Linked DNA regions of Homo sapiens: region 1 is linked to region 2. Evidence: chromatin loops called from intact Hi-C (ENCODE). Cell type or tissue: ascending aorta. All regions are shown on one strand. Each heading gives the region's core, and the rest is flanking DNA. Links, peaks and the distances in the headings are about the cores only. Region 1 holds the start of ETNK2 (ethanolamine kinase 2). Region 2 overlaps SOX13 (SRY-box transcription factor 13).

Region 1 (2,887 bases), core at 388-2,887, 71 kb before region 2:
AGAGGCCGAGGAGGGTGGATCACCTGAGGTCAGGAGTTCAAGACCAGCCTGACCAACATGGAGGAACCCCCGTCTCTACTAAAAATACAAAATTAGCTGGGCGTGGTGGCACATGCCTGTAATCCCAGCTACTCAGGAGGCTGAAGCAGGAGAATCGCTTGAACCCAGGAGGCCGAGGTTGTGGTGAGCAGAGATCACACCATTGCACTCCAGCAGCCTGGGCAACATGAGCGAAATTCTGTCTCAAATAAAAAAATTTTTTTAATAAAATCAACGTGGCTAGTGGTCACTGCATTGGACAGTAGATATAGAACATTTCAATCACTGCAGAAGTTCTGCTAGGCAGAGCTGGATTCTGGACCGCAGTAAGCATAGGAGCCTTGCGGTTGAGAGGTTCCGGGATAGGCCAAAGGGGTAACTGGGAAAATAGGAAAGGGCCCCTTCTCTGAAGGCGCTTTTCTGGGTGGGGCAGTGAGAGATAGTGACTAGTGAGATCCCTGAGGCCTCACTACAACAAATAGGGCTGGCAGCCAACAGAGCCCTGCTCAGAAGGTGGCAGAGAATGACCAAAGGAGAATCTGGCTAGTAGAGGGACTTGCCCCCTGAGCCGGCCTGGCCTCTCTCCATGTCTCCTCCCCACAGCAACCTGCCCCGGGACACCTTGTCACCCCTTCCCCTTCCTTCCCACCCCCAGCCATCACCATGCCTTGCTTTGGCCCTTAGCTGCGCCAGGCATTTGGCTGTCCTCCCCAGGACGCGCGAGGGTCTGTCCACTTCACACCCCGAATGCCAAGCAAAGCACTGGGCTCGGGTACACCGCTGGCCTGCTACCTGGCTCCATTCACACGCTCAGGATGGGAGGGAGGCTTTAACTCAGTCTGGCCCCAAGTCCTGCCCAGGATGTGCCCAAACACTCCAACGCCCTGGCTGTTCAGTGGCCTGCCAGGGGACAGCGCAGTCTGCTGGACTGGCACACTCTCACCCCAACGCTATCACCCAATGTCCCCTCTTCATGCAGTGTGTTTCTGTCGGGGATGGGAGGTTGCCTGGGTGTGGGGGGGGGCTCTCTGCAGGGAAGGACCTTTGAGATGCAGCAGGGGCCGCCCCTGCAGAGCCATTTCCCGGGGTCCGGGGACTGGGGGCACGGAGCAGGGGCACAGAGGGGCGAGCCCAAGCTGACGTCGTGGGAGCAGCGGATCTCTCTATTCCAGGATGAGGTGGGGGCGCAGGACGAGCCCTCCCCCGCCTCCACCCCAGGCTACCGGGAGAGAGCTGGAGTCTCGCGGCCTCGGAGGCCGGGAAGCCAGCCCCGGCGGGGACCCGGGCGGGGCGGAGCCAGCGGAGGCCCCACCCCCGGCGTCACCGGCCCCCAGGGGGGCGTCGCCCCCACCCCGCGCTCCAGGTAGCGGCGGCCTCAGCTGCCGGCGGTGGCTGGCTGAGCTCCCCAGCGGCCCGCGGGCCGGGGCGGGGGCGGGCCGGGGGCGTTCCCGCGGGCCACCGCCCGTGATGTCACAATCGCGGCGGGCCGCGGCGCTCCGGGGTCGGCGGTGGGCGGCGGGCCGCGAGCCGGCGATCGAAGCGGGCAGCTCGCGCCTGAGTCATGGACTTCCCCTGGCCCCTCCTCTACCACTCCCACTCCCTCGCCGGACCCCCCCGCCGGGGCTAGCGTCTGCCGCGGCTCCGAGGGGGTGGGGCTGCTGGGAATGGCTGTGCCCCCTTCGGCCCCTCAGCCGCGCGCGTCCTTTCACCTGAGGAGGCACACGCCTTGCCCGCAGTGCTCATGGGGCATGGAGGAGAAGGCGGCGGCCAGCGCCAGCTGCCGGGAGCCGCCGGGCCCCCCGAGGGCCGCCGCCGTCGCGTACTTCGGCATTTCCGTGGACCCGGACGACATCCTTCCCGGGGCCCTGCGCCTCATCCAGGAGCTGCGGCCGCATTGGAAACCCGAGCAAGTTCGGACCAAGGTAGCGGAGTGGGCGCGGGGCCGAGGATGGGGTCCTGCCAGGGCTGCCAGGGGGATGCGGGGACCCAGTCCTCGCATCCTTCCGGGTGTCAGTCCCAGGGGTGCGCGGCTGCTGCGCAAGAAAGGTTTGGAACGTGGTTTGTGTACGGATTGATTTCGTCGCTACCAAAACTAGGCTCACACCTCCCTTGGCCCTGCACACGCCCCCCTCCTCCCGGGGCTCTTAGGCACGCCTGGTGGCCACCTGCCCACTGTCGGCATGCTGCGTGTGCGGGCCGCACCCCCTGTCGCTGCGTGCTGGTGCCCCTCGCTGACCAGAAGCGCGTACCCAGCCAGCTCTGAAACCTGAGGAGGCGGGAACTTTTAAGAGACCCCCCGCCCCCCCGACCCAGCCATACATGCATACATTGCTGCCCCTTCTCCACCCCATGGTGGGAGCAAATCCTCCAGGCTCTGAGCTGCCCCTGTGGGTCCCAGGAGCCACCCTGTGGAATTCCAGCTAGCACTCAGCTCCTCACCATCGCTGCAGGCTCGGGCTCAGCACCCCCACACAGGCCATCTTCCCCAGCCCCAGCTGGACACAGGTCCCAGGACACACCTGTGGGCAGAGCCACTCACTGAGCCTTAGGCTAACTCCCCAGCTGACTACCTCCAGCCCCGCTGTGGGCTGCCTGTGGAGGAAGGTGCCGAGTGGGGCGCTTGTAGCTTGTGCTGGAATGGTAGCGGCTCCATGCAGACAGGCATTCTGGGGTGGGGTGGGGGCAAAGTTGTGGGGAGGTTCTTAACCAAGTGTGGAGGCTGACAGAACCCGCCCTGGGGATGGAGTAGCGTTTTCAAAATAAAAGGCCCAGTTTGGTATAAGACTGTCAAGGCATCAAGCAGGCCTGAGGTTAATTCCAGCACTGATCTAACGTGCTATCTGCCAGT
Region 2 (2,892 bases), core at 145-2,644:
CACATCACACTCATAGATACACACATCACGCTCAGCCCTTCACAAACACACACACACCTGGCCCCCCACACATACACCCACACACACATCACACTCACATTACACTCACACACACATCACACTCAGCTTCCCTCCCCCCCACACACACCCCACCACCAGCCAAGAAAAGAGGAGCCGGGCAAGCCTGAGAAACAGCAGGGGCTGAAGGGGCCACTCCCTCTGCTTTCGACAGCGCCCTATTCAAGCCCCACTGCCCTCACCCCACCTGCCTCTGAGCCACGGCTGTACCTGCACACAGGCTTCCTTCCACCCCTCCCCACTACATTTTATTCCCCCTTCTTTCCCCACCCTACCCCACCCTCATGGAACAGGCCAGAACCAAAACCTCACAAGGATGGTTGAGTGACTTCAGACTCCTTCAGTAGGGCTGGAGGGTGGGGAGAGGTTGTTCGCATGAGGGTGGGGGACCTCATACCCCACACAGGCTGAGGGCTAAGACAGAAAACCCTCCTCACCCTCCACTCTGAGGAGTGCCAGGTCCTGCCTTGTGTGGCCAGGCAAGAGTTAATGCTTTTAAGTCAGTGTGAGGGCAGCTCACGCCAAGGCTCCCCTCCCTGTCTAGCCTTTCCTAGGCGCCAGGGCCAAAGCAGGAGGCCCCATGAGTCCCAGGCAACCCCCCAACCCCCACCCCCAGAGCCCGCCAGGGGGTCCGTGGGGCCCACTCAGTTGTCATCGTGAAAGGGCATCAGCCCAGTCTGACACATTTGCACAACCACTCTTCCTGCCACATCCCCTCTTAGCGCTGGTCAAACCGTGACTCCTCTTGGTCTTCCGTGGAAACAAACACTGATGACATTTCTGTTTCACTATCTGGAAATATTAGATTTATTTTAAATCCTTTTCATCCTGATGACGAAAGTGATACACATTGTTGTATTACTCTTAGAGACTACAGAAATAAGAAAACGAATATGAGCCACGATCTTTAAAAAAAAGAAAGAAGTCATGGCTGGGAGTGGTGGCTCATGCCTGTAATCCCAGCACTTCGGGAGGCCAAAGCAGGCGGATCACCTGAGGTCGGGAGTTCGAGACCAGCCTAACCAACATGGAGAAATCCCGTCTCTACTAAAAATACAAAAAATTAGCCAGGCATGGTCGCGCATGCCTGTAATCCCAGCTACTCAGGAGGCTGAGGCAGGAGAATTGCTTGAACCTGGGAGGCGGATGTTGCGGTGAGCTGAGATGGCACCATTGCATACTCCAGCCTGGCCAACAAGAGTGAAACTCCATCTCAAAAAAAAAAAAAAAAAAAAGTCAACAAAGGATATTGACCACCCCCAGCTACAGAAGCTGGAGTTGGAGCTGCTCTGCCTGCTGCACTTTCTCTAACTCAGCACCTGCCCCGCATGGTGGACTTATATGAAAACCTTCAAATGGCTAGTCCTGGACCCCCACAGCACCTGCCTGCCTCTGCACCAACTCAGCACAGGACCTGAGTCTGCATCAGGGAAACACCAGCCATACCTGGGAGCAGGCCCTGCCTCCAGGTTCCTCACCCCCTTTGTTGGGGGATGGGAGGGGCGGGACCAAGGCCCTCTGGGAACTAGTTCTCACCCCATCTTGTTCCACAGGCTGCACATTCCATTCTGAGTCAAGCAGGGGGCGGGGACTGGGGGAGGTAAGGCAGAGGGGAGGAGAACAGTCGGGCCTCCTCTGGGGCGGATCCCCCAGGGAGCTCCAGGCTTGGCAGGCAGGGATTACGATCAAAACCACCAGAGCGGGAGGGGAGCCAGGAGGGCTCCTGCCCAGTCTGTGGCCCCTTCCCCTCTCTCCTCTCAAGCCAAAACACTGACACCCTAGCTTGGACATGTCCCCAGAAGACACAGGGGGACAATGTTGGGGGTAACACCAATACCCCTCCCCCTAACCCTGCCCCAATCCCTTGGGCAGTTTATAGGGCTTCATGCCAAGGCTATTTAAATGCTAAGGCCACCGCTGGGGGGAGAGTGGAGGGAACTGAATTCCAAATTTGATGACTTCCCAGTGTCAGACTTCCTGTGACCAAAAGGGCCTGGGTATCCAAAGCTATTTGGGAAGAAAGGTGGCAGCTGGAGATACTGTCCCCACTTCTTCCTTCTTTTCCTCTACTATGCCACACAAATTCCGCTCCCCCAAAAAACACCCCTGGCTGAAGCCCTCAACATGTGGGTACAGATCTCGGGACGTCTCCTAGCTGTGCACACCCTGTGCACACCCAGGACTCTGAGATACCAGGCCACACACACAGCACATCCTGCAGCTTTGGTTTGCCCATGGATGACCTTAGGAGGAGGCAGGGGAAACCTCAGCCACTTCCTCCTCACCTCACAGCCTCTAGGAGGTCTGACCACTGCTGCTGTTCCATCTGAGACCATGGAGGTCCTCCCTGACAGCACCACAATGTGCTCTTGCCAGGAGTGAGCAGGGAGGCAGGCCTCAGGGCATTCCTAAAGCAGGAAGGACCCCCTGCCACCCACTAAGGCGGGAGAGCCACCTGGAGTAGCAGGTGGTAGCTACAAGGTTCTATGCTGTGAGGCCAGGCTCGGTGGTTCTCACCTGTAATCCCAGCACTTTGGGAGGCTGAGGTGGGCGGATCACCTGAGGTCGGGGGTTCGAGACCAGCCATGGCCAACATGGTGAAACCCCAACTCTCCTAAAAATACAAAAATTAGCCGGGCGTGGTGGCGCATGCCTGTAATCCCAGCTACTCAGGAGGCTGAGGCAGGAGAATTGTTTGAATCCAGAAGGCGGAGGTTGCAGTGAGCCAAGATTGCACCACTGCACTCAGGCCTGGGCGACAGAGCAAGACTCTGTCTCAAAAAAAAAAAAAAAAAAAATGTTCTATGCTGTGGA

What was found. A loop is a pair of places that touch in the nucleus more often than their neighbours do. Peaks named below come from ENCODE experiments on the same cell type or tissue, not always from the same donor. Only the 100,000 strongest peaks of a DNase experiment are listed, where the experiment ranks them.
Region 1: a loop joins it to region 2, with 4 times the contacts of the local background. A loop is called at or near these places in 2 of 110 quality-filtered maps.

Annotation. Positions count from the first base shown.
Region 1 is chr1:204,150,669-204,153,555 of GRCh38, reverse strand. ETNK2 (ethanolamine kinase 2) reads left to right here and starts at 1,512. Exons shown (of 8, transcript NM_018208.4): 1 at 1,512-1,961. The coding sequence starts at 1,704. RefSeq lists an enhancer at 1,734-2,433. In ascending aorta, for the core only: no CTCF peak of the experiment used is centred there; DNase peaks (open chromatin) are centred at 1,285, 1,655, 2,196, 2,700 and 1 weaker place; H3K4me3 peaks cover 2,211 bases; H3K27ac peaks cover 2,088 bases.
Region 2 is chr1:204,079,328-204,082,219 of GRCh38, reverse strand. All of the region lies in intron 1 of SOX13 (SRY-box transcription factor 13), which reads right to left. Among named protein-coding and RNA genes, the nearest start is that of SOX13, 7.7 kb to the right of the region's middle. RefSeq lists enhancers at 1-75, 1,485-1,779, 2,863-2,892. In ascending aorta, for the core only: no CTCF peak of the experiment used is centred there; a DNase peak (open chromatin) is centred at 1,649; H3K4me3 peaks cover 1,316 bases; H3K27ac peaks cover 2,500 bases.